Linked DNA regions of Homo sapiens: regions 2, 3 and 4 are each linked to region 1. Evidence: chromatin contacts called from ENCODE Hi-C or POLR2A ChIA-PET data. All regions are on one chromosome and are shown on one strand. Each heading gives the region's core, a stretch centred on a gene start or an enhancer-like site at or near the end of the contact. The rest is flanking DNA. Distances are from core to core; before and after follow the strand shown. Region 1 holds the start of UPRT (uracil phosphoribosyltransferase homolog). Region 2 holds the start of RPS4X (ribosomal protein S4 X-linked). Region 3 holds the start of ATP7A (ATPase copper transporting alpha). Region 4 holds the start of PGK1 (phosphoglycerate kinase 1).

Evidence for each region. Hi-C counts contacts between places; a loop is a spot of excess contacts on that map. ChIA-PET counts read pairs that join two places held with the same protein, here RNA polymerase II (POLR2A). Pooled maps may share reads with other maps.
Region 2: a loop to region 1 is called in a map of naive thymus-derived CD4-positive, alpha-beta T cell, with 20 times the contacts of the local background. The contact joins the promoter of RPS4X here to the promoter of UPRT in region 1. A Hi-C loop is called at or near these places in 1 of 168 maps with a recorded cell type or tissue (naive thymus-derived CD4-positive, alpha-beta T cell) and 6 of 50 pooled maps. POLR2A ChIA-PET finds 5 or more read pairs at or near these places in 1 of 52 experiments (activated CD4-positive, alpha-beta T cell).
Region 3: a pooled map shows a loop between it and region 1 (10-fold over the local background). The contact joins the promoter of ATP7A here to the promoter of UPRT in region 1. A Hi-C loop is called at or near these places in 4 of 50 pooled maps.
Region 4: a map of naive thymus-derived CD4-positive, alpha-beta T cell shows a loop between it and region 1 (19-fold over the local background). The contact joins the promoter of PGK1 here to the promoter of UPRT in region 1. A Hi-C loop is called at or near these places in 1 of 168 maps with a recorded cell type or tissue (naive thymus-derived CD4-positive, alpha-beta T cell) and 7 of 50 pooled maps. POLR2A ChIA-PET finds 5 or more read pairs at or near these places in 1 of 52 experiments (naive thymus-derived CD4-positive, alpha-beta T cell).

What each region holds. Positions count from the first base shown.
Region 1 is chrX:75,271,297-75,277,449 of GRCh38, forward strand. It overlaps UPRT (uracil phosphoribosyltransferase homolog), which reads left to right and starts at 2,789. Exons shown (of 7, transcript NM_145052.4): 1 at 2,789-3,344. The coding sequence starts at 2,959. It overlaps LOC124905200 (a long non-coding RNA gene), which reads right to left and starts at 2,740. Exons shown (of 4, transcript XR_007068269.1): 1 at 2,182-2,740. RefSeq lists enhancers at 2,680-2,729, 2,750-2,799, 2,960-3,169.
Region 2 is chrX:72,275,661-72,281,411 of GRCh38, forward strand. It overlaps RPS4X (ribosomal protein S4 X-linked), which reads right to left and starts at 1,588. Exons shown (of 7, transcript NM_001007.5): 1 at 1,533-1,588; 2 at 497-574; 3 at 1-64. The coding sequence starts at 1,535. RefSeq lists enhancers at 1,088-1,167, 1,338-1,407.
Region 3 is chrX:77,909,054-77,914,587 of GRCh38, forward strand. ATP7A (ATPase copper transporting alpha) reads left to right here and starts at 1,640. Exons shown (of 23, transcript NM_000052.7): 1 at 1,640-1,782.
Region 4 is chrX:78,100,271-78,105,985 of GRCh38, forward strand. PGK1 (phosphoglycerate kinase 1) reads left to right here and starts at 3,978. Exons shown (of 11, transcript NM_000291.4): 1 at 3,978-4,135. The coding sequence starts at 4,071. RefSeq lists a silencer at 3,865-3,924.

The DNA.
Region 1 (6,153 bases), core at 1,539-4,038:
TATACCCACAGACCAATGGAACAAAACACAAAATCAGAAATAAATCCAAATACAGCCAACTGATCTTCGACAAAGCAAACAAAAATATAAAGTGGGGAGAGGACACCCTTTTCAACTAATGGTGCTGGAATAATTGGCTAACCACATGTAGGAGAATGAAACTGGATCCTCATCTCTCACCTCATACAAAAATCAACTCAAGATGGATTAAGGACTGAAATCTAAGACCTGAAACTATAAAAATTCTAGAAGATAACTTTGGAAAAACCCTTATAGACATTGGCTTAGCCAAAGATTTCATGACCAGGAACACAAAAGCAAATGCAATAAAAACAAAGATAAATAGCTGGGACTTAATTAAACTAAAGAGCTTTTGCACAGCAAAAGGAACAGTCAGCAGAGTAAACAGACAACCCATACAGTGGGAGAAAATCTTCACAATCTATACATCTGACAAAGGACTAATATCCAGGATGTACGAGGAACTCAAATCAGAAAGACAAAAACAAACAATCCCATCAAAAAGTGGGCTAAGGACATGAATAGACAATTCTCAAAAGAAGATATACAAATGGCCAAGAAATGTATTAAAAAATGCTCAACATCACTAATTATCAGAGAGATGCAAATTAAAACCACAATTTAATACCACCTTACTCTTGCAAGAATGGCCATAATCAAAGAAATTAAAAAATAGTAGATGTTGGCATGGATGTGGCAAACAGGGAACACTGCTACACTGCTGGTAGGAATGTCAACTAATGGAAACAGTGTGGAGATTCCTTAAAGAACTAAAAGTAGAACTACCATTTCATCCAGCAATCCCATTACTGGGTATCTACCCAGAGGAAAAGAAGTCATTATACAGAAAAGATAGTTGCACACGCATGTTTATAGCAGCATAATTCGCAATTGCAAAAACGTGGAACCAACCCAAATGTCCATCAATCAATGAGTGGATAAAGAAGCTGTGAGATATATATATATATACACATATATATGTGTATATATATGTGTATATATACATATATATGTATATATATATATACACATATATATATGTGTATATATATATATGTATATATATATGGAATACTACTCAGCCATAAAAAGGAATGAATTAATGGCTTTTGCAGCGACCTGGATGAGATTGGAGACTAATATTCTAAGTGAAGTAACTCAGGAATGGAAAACCAAACATTGTATGTTCTCACTCATAAGTGGGAGCTTAGCTATGATGGATACAAAGGCATATGAATGATACAATGAACTTTGGGGTCTTGGAGGAAAAGGGTGGGAAGGGCTTGAGAGATAAAAGACTACAAATAGGGTACAGTGTATACTGCTCGAGTGATGGATGCACCAAAATCTCTCAAATCACCACTAAAGAACTTACTCATCTAACCAAACAGCACCTGTTCCCCAATAACCTATGGAAATAAAAAAAAAATTATAAAAAAATCTGTATAGGCATGTTAAAAAAAGGAAGGACAGAAATACCATTCAACTCAGCAATCCCATTACTGGGTATATACCCAAAGGAACATAAATTATTGTTTTATTAAAGACACATGCACACATATGTTAACTCCAGCACTATTTACAATAACAAAGACATGGAATCAACCTAACTACCCATTAATGATAGAATGGATAAAGAAAATGTGGTACATATACACCATGGAATACTATGCAACCATAAAAAATAATGAGATCATGTCCTTTGCAGGGACATGGATGGAGCTGGAGCCTATTATCCTTAGCAAACTAACACAAGAACAGAAAACCAAATGCTGCATGTTCTCACTTATAAGTGGGAGCTAAATGATGAGAACACATGGACACATAGTGGGGAACAACACACACTGGAGCCTACTGCAGAGTGCATGGTGTGAGAAGGGAGAGGATCAGGAAAGACAACTAGTGGGTACTAGGCTTAATACCTGGGCGATGAAATAATCTTTACAACAAGCCCCCATGACAGAAGTTAACCTATGTAACAAACCTGCACATATATCCCTGAACTTAAAAGTTAAAAAAAAAAAAAGATTCTTGTATCCCATCTCGGATCTACAGAATCACAATCTCAAAAATGAGCCGTAAGAACCTGCATTTTAACAAGCTCTACAATTATTGTGGTACATACTGATGTTTGAAAAGTACTGCCCTAGACACTCTTACCTCAGGCCGTTATAGTGAGTCCATACACTTAAAAATAAGCGTCTTTCCAAGTACTTTAAAGATTCAAAATGATAGTGGATCTGAAATGCCGCCTGAGTCCCCATGACAACGTGTACACTGTGGGGCCCAACCAATAAAGATAAGAAAAGCTTTGGCGGTCAAGCATACTTGGGAAGCTGCAGTTTCTAGAACAGTCTAGTAGAGGACAGCCTCTTCAGCAGCCTGCTAGGCATTTTTTTACTTCTTCCTTCTGTTATGCAGACAAGCTAACTGAAGATGCGGTTACTGAGATATAATTTCTCTGCTAGGTCACAAAGTCTGAAAACATGGGCCTTACGTGTGTAACTGTGTATCATCACCTGCCACCCCCAGTTTTTCCTGGCTCTACTAATCACCCAAAGTTCTGAATGCAGAAGCCCCAGGGGCCCCCGGAAGATCCTTCAAGCTGGCATCCTTGGCCTCGCTGCGGGGGCTTAGCTACCTGTGGGAACCCACGTAGCAAGGGTGACTCAAAGGGTTAACAAGCAGTGGCGCCGCAGAGTGGCGGGGAGTGCAGCCAATAGGGTGTCTAGGCAGGCAGTACGTCTGGTGTGGGCGGGAGTGAGCCAAAGTGTGCTAAAGGAAACCAACAGCGGCCTAGGGGTGAAAGGACAGCCAGGGTTAGATGTTCTGAGGAGGCGGGAGCAACCGAGAGAGCACGTGAGCATCTGTCCTTTCTACCCGTTCCTCTTTATCTTTAGTGTTCAGTAGCAGCGGGGATAGCCCGGGGCCCGGTGTATGGCCACGGAGTTACAGTGTCCGGACTCCATGCCCTGTCACAACCAGCAAGTAAACTCTGCCTCAACCCCAAGTCCCGAGCAGCTGCGACCTGGCGATCTGATCCTGGACCACGCAGGGGGAAACAGAGCCTCCAGGGCCAAGGTGATTCTCCTCACGGGGTACGCCCATTCTAGCCTGCCGGCCGAGCTGGACTCTGGGGCCTGCGGCGGCTCCAGCCTCAACTCAGAGGGCAACAGTGGTAGTGGTGACAGTAGCAGCTATGACGCACCAGCTGGCAACTCCTTCCTAGAGGACTGCGAACTCTCCCGGCAGATCGGGGCGCAGCTTAAGCTGCTGCCTATGAATGATCAGATACGGGAGCTACAGACCATCATCCGTGACAAGTAAGCCAAGAGCGGAAGGGGAAAGGGAAGTGGAGGGTCTTGCAGGCTGTGGGCGGGGATTGGAAGTAAAAGGGCTAAGAGACAGTGTTCTTGGCCTTGGCAAACTTTGGAGATTGGGGTAAGACCTTTTATTTGGTGTGTGTGTGTGTGTGTGTGTGTGTGTGTGTGTGTGTGTGTCGTGTAACTCGAACGCCAACCTTCTCTTTCCAAGTTCCGGTGTCTAACATCACTTTGGGTGGGGAGGAAGACTTTAGGTAGCCTCTGGGCTCTTTGTCTCTCCCAGGAAAGACAACTCCTTGGCCATTCCAGGCAGGTAAACTCCCCTATACTATGTGGGCAGTGCTTGTCCACATGGTAAACCTATAACCCAGAAATGGTTACTATCCAAGGTTATGCACTACCACCAATCACCTCAGGTTCATAAATAGAAATAAAGCAATTTCAAGGAAATTCTATTCAGGCCCTGACCCTTTAGTATTTGCTACTGCAAACAAGGTCTTTTAGTCTTGGAGTTCAGGTTTACTTGATCACATGAAAGCTTATCGTCCAACTCTTATCATTTTTCACTGTAAACTCACAGAACATAGTTAATGGATCAAAGGGAGCCTAAAGGAGCCTTTGGCCCTTCCTAATCCCACAAACCAATGTAGCCAGAACTTCATGTTAAAATGTAATTTTGAAATTTCTAAACCTACGTTGTAAATGGGTTTTCTCCAGGGAAATATGTACCATGATGAACTACAGCTATTTTCTTTATTGGCAGCACTTTAAATGAGCAGCATATCAAAACACCCCTTTTTTAGTGGCAGGGGTTGGGGGGACATGCCTTGATCTTTTAAAAATGGCTACTGAATGACAGATGCCACTCCCTAAACCAGACTCTAGAAACCTTGTCTTACACTATTGTAATAATACTGTTTCTCTGCTTGCAGTTTTTCCTCTCTTCCACATGCACCCATACATTACTGTACAATCAATCTTCATAACATACATCTTTGATTCAGTAATTGCCCTACTCAGCAACCTTCTTTGGCTTCTCAGAGCCTACCAAATAAAGTCCAGGATCCTTAGCTTGATTGATATTTTTGAGACAGGATCTTTCTCTGTCACCCAGGCTGGAGTGCAGTGGTGAGATCACAGCTTACTGTACCCTCATACTTCTGGGCTCAAGTAATCCTCCTGCCTTAGCCTCCTGAGTAGCTGGGACTACAGGGACATGGCACTGCCCCCCGGCTAATTTTTTATTTTTTTGTAGAGATGGAGGTCTTGCTATATTGTCCACGATGGTCTTGAACTCCTGGCCTCAAGCAATCCTCGTGCCTCGGCCTCCTAAAATGTTGGGATTACAGGTGTGAGCCACCATGCCTGGCCCCCTTAGCTTGGGATGAAGGCCCTTCTTCATAGTTCCTAGGAACAATTCTGAAACATATCTGTTTCTGCTCTCATCTGGAATTCCCTGTGTCTCCTTTATGTACGTTCAGGATACTTATTCTTCAGGGTGAAACACAGCATTAAATAATTGTCCACCTCTGCCAAGAAGCTTCCCTTTAATCATTATTCCTGGCTTATCTTCCCTGGTCTTTTTAATGCAAGATTCACCTTCTTTTTCGTATATTGTTATTTTTGTATAGATCTTATCCTGCCTATGACATCTTGAAGGCAGAAATCTTTTACATTTTTGAATGCCGGCCATGCCTTGCAAATAATAGATGCTCAATTACTAGAGTTTTTTTGTAGCTCTTAAAATTATATTTATGAAACTATACTATTTTACTCTTTTTAATGAATCAATATTGAAAACTACTGTGGTTATGTTATCTAATAGACAAAATAGTGATCCTAAAAAATAGGAGGCATAGGTTTGCTGTAGTTGTGGTAGGGTAGGGGCAGCCAAAATAAATCTTACATATACAACAAAGAAAAATAGATGATGATTCTTGTTTCTATAGAGCAGAAGTTACTACGCTTGGGTCTTCGACTCCCTCGTACCAGTAGATGGGTTCAGGGCTTTAACAAACCCTCATAAATTAACTGGGAAATTTTACTCATATGAAGATTTTTAATAGTTGTTTTTAAATAACATCTTTATTGAGATATAATTCACAGACCATACAGTTCAAGAATTTAAAGTGTATAATTCAGTGGTTTTAAGTATGTTCACAGCTGTGCATTCATCACCACAGTTTTAGAACATTTGTCATCACCCCAGCAAGAAACCTCATGCCCATTAAACAGTCACTCCCCATTTTCACCCAACCCACCCAAAGCCCTAGACAATCATTAATCTACTTTCTATTTCTAATGGTTTGCCCATTCTGCACATTACATATAAAAAATGTCTATTCTGGACATTTCATTATCATACAATATGTGGTCATTTTGTGACTCATTTCATTTAGCATGTTTTCAAGGTTCATCCGTGTGGGATCTTTCCTTTTTATGATTAAATGATACTCCATTATATGAATATACCACAATTTGTTTATCCATCAGTTGGTGAACATTTGGGTGGTTTACCACTCTTTGGCTATTATGAATAATGCTGCTATGAACATTCACATATGTGCCTTTTTTTTTAGAGGGTGAGGATTCCTTAGTTTTTTAGATTTCACAAAGTGTCATGATAATGTAAAGGTGAAGTGCCCTTGCTATAGCGCTTGGAGAGGGAATGGCATTTAGCATTCACATATGACAAAATAATACCTGATTATATGTCATTAGTCAGAAAAACCTGGGTTATGTAGTAAACCTGGGTGTAAGTGGAATCCTTTTTTTTTTTTCCTCTAAGTTTGGAAGGAGACAGCAGGAT
Region 2 (5,751 bases), core at 338-2,837, 3.0 Mb before region 1:
TCAGGAAAATGATGAGGGGGAGACACTCTCTCAACTTGTGGGGACCGGTGGATGGACGAGGAGCCTGTAACGTTAAAAATGATAATCACTGTTGGGATTCACTAAAGCACTCAAACCTACCTCCTAGTCCACCAGATCCACTAACTGAACACCAAGACCGTCCATATTACACCCAACTTGGACTTTTACACAGGAGGTGTAAAAAGCATCCAAAACTATTTCATACCTTAAAGTTTTATAGCATCTTCCCTGTCAGAGGACCAGGATCATTAAGAACATGAATCCTGAGTCCATGTAAATGTACTATGTGGTATGTGGAATAAATGAGGCACAAAAATATTAAATCGATTGGAAGTGGAGGACAGCTAGATAGTATAGCTCCTTCAAGGGCAGAGGAAGCCAAGAATAGATATTCCTCCCCTAGCCTGGTCCCCAAATGAGTCCTGGGAGACACTTAAAAACAGTGGCCACGGAAATATTTATATAAGATACTTACAAACACACCGGTCAATTTATCCAGCATCCAATGCTTTGGAGCTGCCACCCGCTTCAGATGCTTCTTGGGACCACGAGCCTGAAAGTTTTAGATTGCAATGCTGTTAATCAGGTTTCAGAACAGCTTATAAAACCTAGTGTGAAACTAAACTCTTAGTTTAGTTTCATCTTCAGCAAAATGTGGACAATATTAAAGTATAGTGTTCCGATAAAACAGAAACAAACACAGTTATTTAACAAACACCGTGAGATCCATAAGCTGCAACAAGCCTTCTTATTGTAACAGAGAATATTCTTGGTTACTATGTTTCAGAACGTTTACTGATTACTATCTTTCAGAACCTTGCTAAAGTGTTTCCATGTTACTGTTTGAAACTGTATCTGCTTAGAGGTTAGGGTCTTTCAAGAACACCATACTAGTGAAACGCACAGCAACAGAAATGAGCCAGGAGTCTACCTGTGTTTCTAAAGTTTTCACAATTTATTACCGTCTGTTTTTGACACGTATGGAACAAGATTCTGACATCCGCACAAACACATGTGCTGCTCCTTCGTACACTAAAGCCAAAAGCTGACACCAATTTTACTTTAAAAAGAGTAAGGAAGCCTTTTTAATGCTGTGTCCAGATGCTTACCGGCCACGTATGGTAAAGTCAGGCCGTGCCAAAAAGGCAATGACAAAGAAAACCTTTCTCCGCCGGGCACCCCCAGCGCCCACCAACCTCGGGCTCGCAGTCTGAGCTCCTGGCCCAGCCGCGGCTCCGGCCCGGGAGGAAAAGCAGCTTCTCCCGGGATCAGGACGTATGGCCGGGTCAGAAACCGAGGCCTTCCCAACAGCAGCACCAGATCTGCGCCTCCCCAACCCTAGGCCAGCGTTCGCCCTTCGCCCTGGAGCCCGTCCCGGCCTACCACGGAGGCCGTGATCCCTTCGCCTCTGCCCGGCCATCCCCAGTAGGAATCCCGAAACCTCGGGCAGCCCCGGCCGGGGGAGGATGGAGGCGGATACGTCCTAAGAGCTCGCTAACTAAACGGCTTACCATGGCTGCGTTAGGCAAGGAAAGAGGACCTCCGTCTTCCGGTGCGCGTAGAAATTGGGGCTGGAGACTGCGCGCGCCGGATTTTCAGCTGCTCCGCCCAGCTCAGCCCTTTGCTGGCGCGCCGGGACTCTTTCTTGCCATCTGCTGGTGGGAGGTCAGAAGTCCCGAGTTGAGGAACCGCCGCGGAAAGAGGGTGTCTCCTAAGGGCGATTTCCTCCCTCCCCTTTTTCCGCCCTTCCTCCTCCCATATTTGCTGAGCGCCTCTTGTGTGCCTTATTCTGTGCTAGGTGCTGGGAATACAAAGATGAGCTACACAACATCCCTGGCCTCAAGGAGAGTTCAAAGTGAGCTTACTTCCAGTCTCACGTACAGATGATTCTACGCCTGTAATCCCAGCACTTTGGGAGGCCGAGGCGGGCGGATCATGAGGTCAGGAGATCGAGACCATCCTGGCTAACACAGTGAAACCCCGTCTATACTAAAAAAAAATACAAAAAAATTAGCCGGGCATAGTGGCGGGCGCCTGTAGTCCCAGCTACTCGGGAAGCTGAGGCAGGAGAATGGCGTGAACCCCGGAGGTGGAGCTTGCAGTGAGCCGAGATCGCGCCACTGCACTCCAGCCTGGGCGACAGAGCGAGACTCCGTCTCAAAAACAAAACAAAACAAAACAAAACAAAGAACTTGTATATAATCAATAGAATACATTTTAATAAATATTTAATGTTATTTCTTAAACGTATTTTGTCTGTCCCTTTTTTGTGTTCCCTTGAGCCAGCCAGGCAGCCCATACTGAGTTGGGAAGAGCCAACAACGTTTTTAACCCCCTCTTGCTTCTCTGCTTGAACTCTGACATCCTCCCCCTTGCTTCCTGTACAACGCATTTGGCACTTATAGAGACTCAGGGAGGAGAGAGGATATTAGAAATCGTCTGGTTATATCTAACTAAAATGTAGATCTGATCCTGCTTCGAAACTGCCCTTGGCCCTCTGTTTCCTGCCGTAAGGGAGCAGGTCTGAACTTTATCTGGCTCCATTGCTCTCTCTCCCCAATCCCAAACTTCAAAGCTCAAGCCCCACCAAGCTAGTTTGTTCCGAGGGAGTCAGCTCTTTTTGTTTGTTTGTTTGGGAGACAGGGTCTCACTCTGTCACCCAGGCTGTAGTGCATGGCTCACTGCAGCCTCGACAGACAGCCCGGGCTCAAGCGATCCTCTCACTTCAGCCCCCACGAGTAGCTGGGACAACAGGCGCACGCCACTGCACCCAACTAATTTTTTGTAGTTTTATTTTTTTGTAGAGACGGGGTTTCGCCATGTTACCTAGGCTGGTCTCAAACTCCTGGACTCAAGCGATCCGCCCGCCTCGACCTCCCAAAGTGCTGGGATTACAGGCCTGAGCCACTGCGCCTGGCTAGAGTCAGCTCTTTCAAGACTGCTTGTGGACTCGATTCCTTAGCTTGGAACTGCCACAAACAGCCAAACCCCCTTCCTGGGTACCACCTAATCCCACACCTCAGCCTTGGAAATGCACAGTTCAAGTCCCTCTGGTTCTGTGGGCTCGTGGTCCCCTCAGTCAGGGTAAATCCCTCATTCTTGCCCCAGAGGCTTGTGTTCAAACTTGGTGAGGGCACACAGCACATTAGGTAGCAAGGACAAATTTAGTTACCTGGCCTCCACCAAACTGAGCACCTCCAGGATGGAGCCTGCCCTAATTCATCTGGGCAGGCCCCTTGCCACTGAACAGAGAGCTCGGCACTGTGTCCAGCACTTGATAAATACTTGTTGAATGAATAAACGGAGTCAGCATCCCACTTATTGTGCCAAGTCCTACTGTACTATCCCTGAGAGCATCCAGCCTGTGCCTGAATTCTTCCCACCATGAGATCAAGCTCCTAACTCATGAGGTTCCATTTCACAAGTCTCTATCTGTACCATCCACTTTACCCCTCAGCAGTCTGCAGAGGAGCAAGAGAGGGAAACATTGTTGGCTCTTCTCAAGCAGACAGTATTAACCAAGCAGACAGTATTAACTAAGAGGGCAGGAACTCCTCCTTGTCTAAAACTGGGATACAATCCACAATAAAGCATGTTATAAGTGATTATTGGAAAGGATCGATTAATTGGAGGTGAGGAGTAGAGAGAAGGTGAAGGTGATGAGATAATGGAAGTTGGTTCTGAGGTTTTTAATCTGAGAGCACTGGGAAGATGGTGGTACAATTAACAGAAATGGTGGAGAAGTTGCTGTGGGAGTGGGGGGATAACCATGTGCTTTCCAGCTAGAGAGGATAGGAGAAATGGCTGGTTAGAGCTGCAGATCTCACTTAATCAAGATCACACAGCCCGTTTGGGGATGAGGGGACTTGTCTCTTGCCTCCCAGGTGAGTGGTTTGTTTTTATGCCATAGGTTATCAAAGGACTTGAGGAAATCAAAGCATCTTTTTCAGTATATTTCTCTCTCTCAATTTGTATTTATGCACAAATGACATTCTAACAACAATAAAGGAAATTTGGAAAGAGCTAAGTAAATCGCAAACAGTACCTCCCCAAACACCCTAAACACATCATCTGTATTCATTTGTTCCTCTTCCTGTTCTCTTTCTGATCGGCTTGTGTGCATGCATACTTTTACATAATTTTAGTCCTAGCATACAGACCATTTTGTATTCTGTTTTTATTATATTAGAAACACTTTCCAAGTTGCTGCATAATCCTCATAATTACTACTTTAACAGCTGTATCATATTCCATTAAGTGGATGTCCCACAATTAATACAAGTTCTCTGTTGTTGGACATTTAGTTTTCTGTACTTTTTCTCTATTATGCGTGTTGCTACAGTGAACAGCTTTTTCCTTCAGTTGAATATTTTCCTTAGAATAAATCTATTCCTTCAACCAACACTTATTGAGTGCTTACTCTGTGTCAAGCTCTGCATTATGAACTGAGGATGCAGAGATTATTAAGATCTAGTTCTTGCTCTCAAGGAACAAATAATAATATGAGAAGCAGGCTGCGGGGGTGGGGAGGGAAAGCTAGGAGAAGCTTATCGGAGAAAAAAATGGTGGTGAAGCGGGTTGTAATACAGAGGGCAGCTAAATCTTTAGGATCTTGGACTTTAGCCTGTGGGTAGACAATGGAGAGCTGTTGAAAGATTTTAAGGAGGACAGAATCAGTGTTGTGCTTTAAAAAGATAACTCAAACTCCTCCACGTAGAATGGTTTGAAGGAAATGTGAGTGGCTTGGAGGACATGGGTCAGGTCTCTGTCAACAATACAAGCAAGAAACTGAAGGCTGCTGAGACCTAGATTTGTGACTCTGGGGCTGAGGAGGAGGGGGCTCAAAGACTCAAAAGACATTGCAGATGGAGTATTGGCAGGATCTGACTGGGAAATGATGAATGTGCAGGGGTGAGGGACAACGAGGTAATTAGGATGACTCCCAGGTTTCTGGCTTGGTGACTCAGTGATGCATTCACCGGAACAAGGAGGAGGCAGAGGAGTGTGCTTGAGGAGAAGATGAGGAGATGAGTCTGAGACACAGGGCTGAGGGTGCGGGGGAACATCAGCCTGGAGATATCTTATAGACCCAGTCCTGAGCTCAGGCGCATGATCTGGGCTGGAGACTCAGATGTGGGAGAAGTGGTGCATCTGTGATTAATTCAGGGGAGTGGTTGGCAGTAACCCTTAGAAAGAGAGCACTGTGTCAAAGAGTCTGAATCCTTTTGTAGTAGCATATGTGTATTGCCAAAAAGCCTTTCTCGGAGGATTCTTGCAATTTTACTATACTCGTGCCAGCCTGGTAATCACCTATTTTTAACTTTTGCTAATGTAATTATTTTAATTTACACTAAAAAATCTCAACTAGGCCGGGTGCAGTGGCTCATGACTGTAATCCCAGCACTTTGGGAGGCCAAGGCAGGCGGATCACTTGAGGTCAAAAGTTCGAGACCAGCCTGGCCAACATGGTGAAACCCCATCTCTACTAAAAATACAAAAAATTAGCAAGGCGTGGTGGCATGCACCTGTAATCCCAGCTACTCGGGAGGCTGAGGCAGGAGAATCGCTTGAACCCTGGAGGCAGAGGTTGCAGTGAGCTGAGATCGTGCCACTGCACTCCAACCTGGGTGACAGAGTGAAACTCCATCTCAAAAAAAAAAAAAGCCACTAGTGAGGTTGAATATTTTGCCACATGCTTGTTTACTCATTCCATTTCCTCTTGTGTGAAGT
Region 3 (5,534 bases), core at 390-2,889, 2.6 Mb after region 1:
TTACAAACCAACTTGCTAATATTTGGAAACCCACTTAAAAGCTATCTTCATTTCATATGATGTGATTTTTAAGATTTTAAATTTGGGGCTGAGTTTGTATCTTAATAATTAAGGCTGCACACATTGACAACTACAAAATAATGCCTGGGAAGATGAGTCCTGAGGCTAATTTTATATTTATGTGGATGAGTGTGGAGGGGGATAATAATTCTGAAATACTTAATCACAGACCTAAAATGTAGATCTATGGGTAATTTTAAATGTTGCCTGTCAAGGCTTAATAGGGACTTGACAACAGCTAGGATGGAAATTATTTCAACACTTAAATATGCTTACTTTGTGCCGGACGCTGTTCTAAGTCTTTTACAAATATTTACTTGATATTTGTATTTTGTGTACTATTTTGATTTCTGCAACATTATTAGGCTTCATACTCTTCTGTGGGAACTGGGTTCAAATGGTTCCAGATGAAAATACAAATAGTCCTGTGATTAGTTTTGTTCTACATCTTATGACAGATACTTCATGAAAGGAAATATGAAAAGGCCACATCTTGCTTTGAAATAAGTGAGATGGAGCCTCTCCCTCTTTTTACTGTTAATGTTCATAGTTTTAAAAATCCTAGAATTTTGCTGCTTTTCAAAATGTTAAGTTGGAAAGCAAGAATAAAATGACCCTTTTTTCAAATGTTTTCTGTACCATTTATTGCATTGTTTACATTTTATGCATCTCATTTCTAAATGAACTCATGGTAACAGAGACTGTAACACTTTTGCATCACCGGAATCTTCTAGGTGTGTAAAATGATGGACGAGTGAATGAATAAATGGGGGAGTGGTTCAGAGCTTGGAATGGCGCTATGAAGGTGGTGAAGTGACGTCCCTACCCCCTCAACACACATATAAAAATTATGAATTTATAAACATTTTCCTCTTGATGTAATTTTTCAATGGAGGGAAGAGGATAAATTCATAGTTCTGGCACTTACATCTGGAATTAGGCTACACAGTCTACGGGAAGCAAGTTAACACAGTCTAACAGATGCACGTGAATTTCATGCTGGGCGAAGATGAACTATGTGGAAGATGACTTATAAGGAGCTTTTATGTTACATCTTGGCAGTTAACACAGTCTAACTGATGCACGTGAATTTCATGCTGGGCGAAGATGAACTATGTGGAAGATGACTTATAAGGAGCTTTTATGTTACATCTTGGCAGTTAACACAGTCTAACAGATGCACGTGAATTTCATGCTAGGCAAAGATGAACTATGTGGAAGATGACTTATAAGGATCTTTTATGTTACATCTTGGCCTGAGGTTAGGAAACTAAAGATGACAAAGGCACTGTTTTAGTATGGGTTTTCTGGTTTCGCTTTTGTCGTGGGGGCGGGGTGGGATAGTGGACTCGTACCCTAACAAAGACCCACTCGAGGCTGCGTGTCGGCCCGGGGGCAGCAGGGGGCAGGAGAAGCTGGCTCTAGACCACGCGTTCCTTTTCACGTGACCAGTCGCTCTCTTTCCCGTGGCGGCCCTGCTTCCGGCAGGGGCATCACCCGGAAGTGGGGGTAGTCGAGGGAGGGAGGGGTAAAGGCGGCTGGCCGCCGCGGCGGGGGGTGGGAAAAGAGAAGCAGAGGGAGGAGTTGTTGCTGCCGCCGCCGCAGCCGCAGCTACTGTGACTTCTCCGATTGTGTGAGCTTTGTTGGAGCCTGCGTACGTGGATTTATCGCTGCCACGGTCTGCGTAGCTCCAGAGGTTTAACCATAGGATAGAGAAACCAGGTAAGTCCTACATTGGCTTCCCGTCGTCCTTTCTCCTGGAGGGGGTCTTCTGTGCTGTCAGTTTGTACTACGAGTGTGGTGAGAAGGTCATGTTAGTCTGGGGCAGTCTCGAAAGTTTCACTTATTCACAATTCAGGTATTAACTACATTTATGTTTTACCTCCCCTAACAGGGGATAGAGGAGGGGAAATTAAATCCTGACCTGTGTCACTTTCTTGTACCCTCTTGGAGAGAATGTCCTGATCATCCATGGCCTACGTTACCCAATTAATTGAGGGTACAAGAAAGTTTGTGTTTGGCATTGAAAGTCACATGGACTGGGGTCTTTGCTTAGTGACACCTCTTTATACTTTGGAAGCTAAGGTTACTAAAATGACCATAATTGATGAAATAATAATTGAAAAATAGATATTTGGCTTCTTGTCTTGCTCTGGGAGCGTAAGGTAAACTGAGAGAACTCTTGTTTCCACTTAGTTTTGTTCATTGTGCCCCCTTTCCAGTAAAGTTACTGTCCATTGTCCGACCCTGTGGCATCTTATCTTTGACACTTTTCTTCGTTGTAGACGTTGAGATTATCTTAAGCACAAACACTTATCGTTTCACAATTCAGCGTTTGTCCAGGATCTGATCTTTATTTTAATCACAGACTCTTTATCTACAATAGTATGGCTTTGTATTGAGAATATGTGCAGAACATTGAATTAGATGATACTGAGGTTATTAATTTTTTTTTTTTTTTGCCGGGTGCGGGGGGGTGGTGGGGAGGGGGTGATGCACAAGAAATAAGACAGAGTTCCTGGCCTCAAAAGAGTTTACTTACAGTAGGCTGGGCGCAGTGTCTGACACACCTGTAATACCAACACTTTGGGAGGCCGAGGAGGGTGGATCACCTGAGGTCAGGAGATCGAGACCAGCCTGGCCATCATGGCGAAACCCTGTCTTTACTAAAAATACAAAAATTAGCTGGGCGTGGTGGCGGGCGCCTGTAATCCCAGCTAGTCGGGAGACTGAGGCAAGAGGATCGCTTGAACCTGGGAGGCGGATGTTGCAGTGAGCCGAGATCGTGCCACTGCACTCCAGCCTGGGCTACAAGAGCGAAACTGTCTCCAAAAAAGAAGAAAGAAAAATAAACAGTTTACATACAATTGAGTCCGAATTGAGTCAGTTGAATTCAGCTATGAAGACAACGGTTTCTAGCAGCCCCACTGACTGAATTACTAGGTTGCTTATCACATCCTTTTCAATGGTTATTTTTGAACTGGCATTTTATTATATTTAACATTTTCTGGTGTCTAAGGTCATGACATGAGAGAGTTTTTTTTGTACTTGAGGATCTCAATGTAGTAGGAAAGAAAGATACACGATTACCTAAACATTTAAAAAATCTCACTAACGTTATATATTAGAAACAGGAGGTGTTATGAGAGTGCAGGGAAGGGAGCATGTGAACTGGGCTTTGAAAAATAGATAGGATTTAGCTTTGCAGGAATGGAGGAAGAGGAAGACATCTATCTGGACTGATAGATAGAAGAAATAATGTGAGCAAAGCCATGGGGGTCTGGAAAGTTGCCCGACATCCAGTAACACACTGTAAGTCAATATTCCTATTTCTAACAGCCACATCTTCCAAGATGTCACTGATTAAAATTAGAAAAAATATAGAATACAAAACTAGTCAGCTCACAAACATATCCAACTGCCCTCCAGCCAATAAGAAAGCTTATATAGAGAAAAAAATACATGGAAATGACAAAAGCAATGTTAATGTATGAGGCTTAATTCTGATGTAAACTCAAATCTAAAAGAGAAAAAATGTAAAACTCGCTATACTTTAATTCTGATTGAGTGTTGTGCCTTAAATATAATTTGGAATCATTTTTAAAATTGTTGGGAATGAATAACATTTTCTGAAGTGAGCAACTGTTCCAGGTTTTCCCCAAGGAATCTCTGCTTTTCCTTTTTTCCTCTAAATTGATTTCTCTCTATTGATCTTCTTAACTTGATAGGAACTATTCTATTCCGATCACAGCCTTAGAAAGATCTTGATGCCTGCCCTCAAGATAAGGTTAAACACTAATCCCTCCAAAGGATAGGTTAACATCTCTGTTCTCTAAAGCAGAAGGTTGATTTTCTTTGAAAAATGCTTGCAGAAGCAGTAAAATTTGCTTACAAAACAAGAGAGAGAGAGAAAAGAGTGCAAAAATAACCCCAGCTAACACACCACAACCTTCACTTCTGTGAGGGCGCTAAAGGAAATACATTTTAAAAAAATAAATTCCTTGTTATAACTCCTTTTATCTATATATTTAAAAGCTCTTGGCAAACTTTATTAATCAAGACTTTGGACATCCTGATGAGTGAAAATAATCTTCATTTGCCAGTTGGGAAAGTAAATTGCAAGGAGAGATTTTTGTCTGAACTCATAGAAGCACTAGCATAGATGAGAATAGTATTTGGGAGTTTTGTCTCAAAATTCCTTCTATTCATCTTTGTTAAAGGGCAGTTCAGGTTTTAGCGTTTTGTTTTTAGACAACGATATTTCTTAGGATATAGCTCAACATGGGGCCGGGGCAAGGGGGAGGCTGGGGGACAGATGAGTGATAGGCAATGGTTAGGCAGAGTATTTTAGTTCACTCTACCATCCCAGCAATCATGTTTTTCCCTCTTAAATCTCAGTCTTCAGGTTGATTTAATGTGATATTACTTGCTTACTTAACTTGCTGAGATAGTTTGGCAGGAAAAATATCAAAATTCCTTTAGAATGTGTTTCATTAAAGTAAAAGGGTCCTGTGTTTCTGATTTTATAAAATGTTCTTACTTTTTCCAGCACTGTTTGCAAATTGAAGTGATTTCCTAATCTTTTTGTGCCCAAATGTATGAGATATTGGTAGACTACATCAGTTTTCACAGATACCTCTTTCCTTGAAGGAAATGAGGGTAAAATACCCCATTTTGAGTCAGTTATGTGTACTTTGTACCATATTTTCTGTTCACATTTAAAATTATACAGCTATGTCTCAAGGATGAAAAAAGAGTTTTACTTATTTTTACTATTAATCTCTAGTGTAGAAGTCCAGTTTTTCAGACCTATAATCAGGAGTGCATTTTTAACAATTTACCAGTTGAAATAAATGGGTTATTTCACATTGTAGGGATATTGTTTTAGACTGGCCATTAACCTTATTTTATTTTATTTTTATTTTAAAAGATGTTATTGTTATTATTTATCTATGTATTTATTTCTAGAGGCAGGGCCTCGCTCTGTGGCCCAGGCTAGGGTGCCATGGCACAATCATAGCTCACTGCAGCCTTAATCTCCTGGGCTCAAATGATCCTCTGGCCTCTCAAGTAGCTGGAACCACAGGCGCATGCCACCATGCCTAGCTACTTATTTATTAATTAATTATTATTTTTTAAATAATATTATTTTTAAGAGATGGGGTCTTGCTCTGTCACCCAGGCTGGAGTGCAGTGGCGCCATCATAACTCACTGCAGTCTCGATCTCCCAGGCTCAAGCGATCCTCCTACCTCAGCCTCCTGAGTAGCTGGGACTATAGGTGTGTGCCACCACTCCCAGCTAATTTTTAAACTTTTTGTAGAGACAGCATCGTGCTGTGCAGTGGTGCTATCTCGGCTCACTGCAACCTCCGCCTCCTGGGTTCTAGTGATTCTCTTGCTTCAGTCTCCCAAGTAGCGGGGATTACAGGTGCGCGCCACCACACTTGGTTAGTTTTTGTATTTTTGGTAGAGA
Region 4 (5,715 bases), core at 2,728-5,227, 2.8 Mb after region 1:
ACTATTGGGGCTTGTTAATGAATTAATTGGCAAAAAGAAGCCTCTCAGGGAACAAAAGCCCGACCCCGTTTATACCTCTGAACTTCCTATCTCCCTTCCTTTGATATCTCCCTTGAATGTGATAAAGAATAGACAATTTAAGTGGGTCTTTTATATTTACAGAAGACTACACTTATATATAAAAGGGGATCTGGGTAATAGATAACTAAACTAAAGGATAGGAAAAAGCCACAAAAAGAAAGATCCTATAGCCTTAGAGAGACCATATGATTTATCACCTAAACTGGGATACTTTAAAGAGTTTAAGGAGGCTGGGCGTGGTGGCTCATGCCTGTAGTCCTAGCTACTTGGGAGACTGAGGCAGGAGGATCCCTTGAACCCCAGAGGTTGAGCCTGATTGCAGTGAGCTGATTGCTGGACTGCACTCCAGCCTGGGAGACAGAGCGAGGTCCTGTCTTTAGAACAAGCAAACAAACAACCCTCCCCGCTCCCTCCAAAAAAAATAACCACAAGCAGATTTTTTTGGGGCATACACATATTTTGATCAGTTTCTTAGCTATATCTGTCTCTAATACCATGTTACTGGTATTTTTCTGAAAAATGTATTTTTTTTCAATATGGTCTTATTAAGTTTTTTCATAAAATTGCCTGCAATCTGTCTCCCAGTTGCATTTTATGGTTAACAAATTTAACATTACAGATATCTTCAACTGATTTTTCTCCATAGATCATGTCGACCTAAAAGGAAGAAGTGTAGGCAAAATATGGAAAGGTCATTTGGGCCATGGTTGAGAACTGCAGCCTGGGACACACTTCCAGGTTGCCTTGAAGAGTACTCTGGAGAACAATGGGGAGGTTCAAATTTTTTAAGAAAAAAGGATGAATCAGGAGTGGGGGTGATTGCAAAGTTGTTTGTCAAGAATTCTCATTGGTTTAAAGAAATAACATTGGGCTGGGTGTGGTGGCTCACACCTGTAATCCTAGCAATTTGGGAGGCCGAATCGGGCGGATCATTTGAGGTCAGGAGTTCGAGACCAGCCTGGCCAACAGGGTGAAACTACGTCTCTACTAAAAATACAAAAATTAGCTGGGCGTGGTGGCATGCACCTGTAATCCCAGCTACTCAGGAGTCTGAGGCATGAGAACTGCTTGAACCCGGGAGGCGGAGGTTGCAGTGAGCCGAGATTGTGTCCCTGCACTCCAGCCTGGGCAACAGAGTGAGACTCCGTCTCAAAAAAAAAAAAAAAAAAAAAAAGCCAACAAGGGTGTCTCTCTAGAGCAAACTAGAAAGATGGAATCTCCTATATACATCATAATCTAATCATGGGAGTTATATCTCATCACTTCTGCCACATTCTATTGGTTAGAAGCCAGTCATAGTTCCAGCTCACATTCAAGGGGAGGAAATTATAGAAAGATGTGAACACTAGAGGGCAGAGATCATGGGCACCATCTTAGAATTGGGAAATGGCTCTGAGATTGAGATTTGTGTGCAGGTGGATCACTGGGGGTTGCTTCTGGGAACAAGTCCTGTAAAGGAGTAAGGAAATCAGATTTGGATAGAAAAGGGAGAAGTCTCAATAGAGGCTTCAGCCAACCCCACAGACAGTTCTGAAGCAGAGCTGGTCCTTTAGAGACGTCCTGAAATGAAGCAAAGAAGCCAGGCCTTTGGAACGGCATTAAGCAATCACTAATGGATGCCCCTGGGAAGTCGGTATAACCTTAGGCAAGGCAGCTTCCTTCAACAGAGGGCAGTTTCTGGGGAGAAACTCAGCTGTGAGCTGTCAGCAACTAATACTCCCAGCAGCTAATAATAAGTGCCTCAGTTCTGAAAGAGGGAATCTGAGTGATATATCATCATCACACTTGGTTAACTAGAATATCTCCTCAGTCAGTATATATATTTTCCCAGCACTGTGAATAAAAGTCAGTTGAATGAGAAATTGAAAGTACCTCTGATTGGTCCCTTCCTGCAACCAATCAGGCTGGTGGCAGGCCAAGTTTTCATTTGTATAGGAGTGTAACTTTGTAACTTCACTTCAGCCTCTGATTGGTCACTTTCTGCAACCAATCAGACTGACCATGGACCACTACTTCATTTGCATGGGGTATACACCAAGTGGCTAATGGGAAACCTCTACCGGGTATTTAGACCCCAGAAAATTCTGTAACCAAGCTCTTGAGCTGCTTGCTCAGGCCTGCTCTCACCTTGTGGAGTATACTTTTGAAACCGCCTTTGCAAAAATCATAACTGAGGAAATTATGACAGTGAAAGAGATCAGACCTAACCTACCCTATCTTCCTTCTAACTTCTAAAATGTCTTTGTTCATTCCTGGGTATAGGCCAAACTAGCCTTGGGAAAGAATTTATAGTGTAAACTCTGAGACAAAATTGATAACAGCCCTTTCCCCTTCTTGCTGGGACCAGTCTGCCTTTCTTTGTAGGTGTAACAAATTAGCTACAAGATTATAAATTACAGTTTAGGGGCCATGCAGCCTCTGGCTGCAAGAATCTGAACCTCCCCAAATTGCTTCTGGGAATAACATCACCATTGCAAATCCTAAGATCAGTGCTTGAGATATTTTGCAGACCCTGCATTCTCATGCAGCAGAGGACACCACCCAGACTGATAATCTGGCTCAACTAGCTCCACGATCCCACCCAGGAAGAACTCGCAAGAACTCACTTCGACCCCGTGATTTAATCTTCATCCCGACCAACTAGCACTCCCCACTTTCCGAACCCATACCTGCCAAATTATCCTTAAAAACTCTGATTCCAGAATGCTCAGGGAGACTGATTTGAGTGATAATGAAACTCTGGTCTCCCGCACAGCGCTCAGCGTGAATTATTCTTTCGCCATTGCAATTCCCGTCTTCATAAATCAGCTCTGTCTAGGCAGCGGACAAGGTGAACCCATTGGGCGGTTACACTTTCGTTTTCAATACATCTCTGCTTTTATTGCTTCATTCTTTCTTTGCTTTGTGCATTTCGTCCAGTTCTTAGTTCAAGACGCTAAGAACTTGGACACCCTCCACGGGTAACAGGACTACAGGTGCCCGCCACCACGTCTAGCTAATTTTTTGTATTTTTAGTAGAGATGGGGTTTTGCTATGTTGCTCAGGCTGGTCTCGAACCACTGGGCTCAAGCAATCTGCCGGCCTTGGCCTCCCAAAGTGCCGGGATTAAAGGCGTGAGCCACCGCGCCTGGCCCACTAAACTTCTCTGTGCATCAGTTATTTCATTTGCCTAATGAGGATAACAGTAGTCACTACTGCGTTTTGTGAGCGTTGGTTAATATATGAAAAATGCCACGTGTTTGCCATTAGCATCAATCATGCCATAACCAGAAAAATTACATTGCATTTTTTATTTTAAAAAAGGTGGGGGCCAGAGTGGACCTGGGCCTCTTCCAACTTCTGAGAGGTCTCTATTACTAAGTAAGCCTTAAGAAGCAGAATTCCATGAAGGGAGCTAGGAAACCAGGATTTTCCAAAAGGAGGTGGCATTTGCATTGATCCTGGTAGGGCAGCCTCGAATTCCACGGGGTTGGGGTTGCGCCTTTTCCAAGGCAGCCCTGGGTTTGCGCAGGGACGCGGCTGCTCTGGGCGTGGTTCCGGGAAACGCAGCGGCGCCGACCCTGGGTCTCGCACATTCTTCACGTCCGTTCGCAGCGTCACCCGGATCTTCGCCGCTACCCTTGTGGGCCCCCCGGCGACGCTTCCTGCTCCGCCCCTAAGTCGGGAAGGTTCCTTGCGGTTCGCGGCGTGCCGGACGTGACAAACGGAAGCCGCACGTCTCACTAGTACCCTCGCAGACGGACAGCGCCAGGGAGCAATGGCAGCGCGCCGACCGCGATGGGCTGTGGCCAATAGCGGCTGCTCAGCAGGGCGCGCCGAGAGCAGCGGCCGGGAAGGGGCGGTGCGGGAGGCGGGGTGTGGGGCGGTAGTGTGGGCCCTGTTCCTGCCCGCGCGGTGTTCCGCATTCTGCAAGCCTCCGGAGCGCACGTCGGCAGTCGGCTCCCTCGTTGACCGAATCACCGACCTCTCTCCCCAGCTGTATTTCCAAAATGTCGCTTTCTAACAAGCTGACGCTGGACAAGCTGGACGTTAAAGGGAAGCGGGTCGTTATGAGGTAATTCTGCACGTTTGCCCGCGTGCTCTCTGTGCTCTGTCGCAAACCTCTTTGGCCGGAGCCGACTTGTTCTCTCGTCTGCTCTAAGTTCTTTTAGCTTTTGGCTGGGCCCCAGGGGTCCTAGGCTTGGAGGGCGAGGCTGCTCACGGGTTTGGTGGTTTCTAGCCGCATTTTCCCCAGCCCAGAAAGCACCCGAAGTCACCCTTCGGGGATGGATCCCACTGAGGAAGGGCTGAGATTGCCGCTGGGACCCATTTTGTCCTTTTTCCTATTGGTGAAATGCAGTTCCGTTGCCTCCAGCTCCCAGTCGGCGAGATGGGACTTAATGCTTATCCTGCAAATCTCTAGGCTTCAAGGAAGGGACCTTGAAAGGTCATTTTACTTTCCCTTCCCCCACGCTCCTAGACCGTCGCAGCCAAATGAGAAACGGCCCACATCTCACAGGTTCCTGCACAAAAGGATATTTTTCCAAGAGGATGTTGATTTAACTTCAGGAGTAGACCCCCCCGCCCCCCGCCACTAAAGAATTGGGGTGGGAGGGTAGGGCGGGGCGAACTGGAGGAGGCCCTGCAGAGCTTACGTAACAGGCGTCTGCTGCCCTGCAGCGCGGTATCGTTGGACTCTTGGGCACAGGATTTGCATCAGGATTGTGACATACTAGGTAATGGTAGAGCAGGGTGTGGCTGCTCATACTTGCTGGCCTCCAATCTCATCCCCACGTGTGGCTAGAAAAGTAGAATTTTAAAATTGGGGGAAGTTTCCTCGTGCACTTTGGGTCTCTTACTCTGCGCATGTGGATCTCTAGTCACTTGCCAACACGGTTTCTCTCTTATCTGCCAGAATTGTTGGTAGAGTGGGCAGCTTTTACATTTATCCTTTTTGTCACGTGTGATATATTTGTGCATACCAGGAGCAAGGTGCAGGAGGATGAGTCGGTATGTAACTGATGGACTTGACTGTTCATATACCTTAACAGGATCCAAGAGTGGTGTTTTTGAGGGGTCATAAAGGTTTCTGTTGATAGCATTTTGCAACCTTGACCTTTTTGGGAAGTGGTTGATTGATGGGTAGGTATTTATTTGGCTGGTGTAATCTAGCCCCTTTTCCAATTTGGGCTGGTTCAAATGAGGGCTTGTGTTGGATATTAACAGACACGTAAGTCAGTAGGAGATCTCCCTTTACTCTAACTTTAAACATATGAGGACACGTTTGAGTTAGGGAACTGTATGGGTACCCTAAAAGGACATGTAGCTCTCCTCTTCTCTCTAATTTCACTTTGGTCAATATTTTTGCAGGTAACCGCTGCCCTGCTGTGGAGATAGAAGAACCCAATAATTTATGTCCATGAAAAATACCTGGTTTCCACATTTCCCCAAATGACATAGGCCTTTGTAATCTGGACAAAGTAGGAGTCACAGCCATGTTAGTACTAGAGGAGTGCCCTTTCTGGCCCTCATACAATCCTAAAAAAAGGGGATAGACCCTGTAAAAAACAGGACAGGTGGACATTGGCATGCAACTAGCTTTTAGGTTTTAATTAGTTCCTTGCATCTCCCCTGTGTTCGACGCTGATTCTTCCA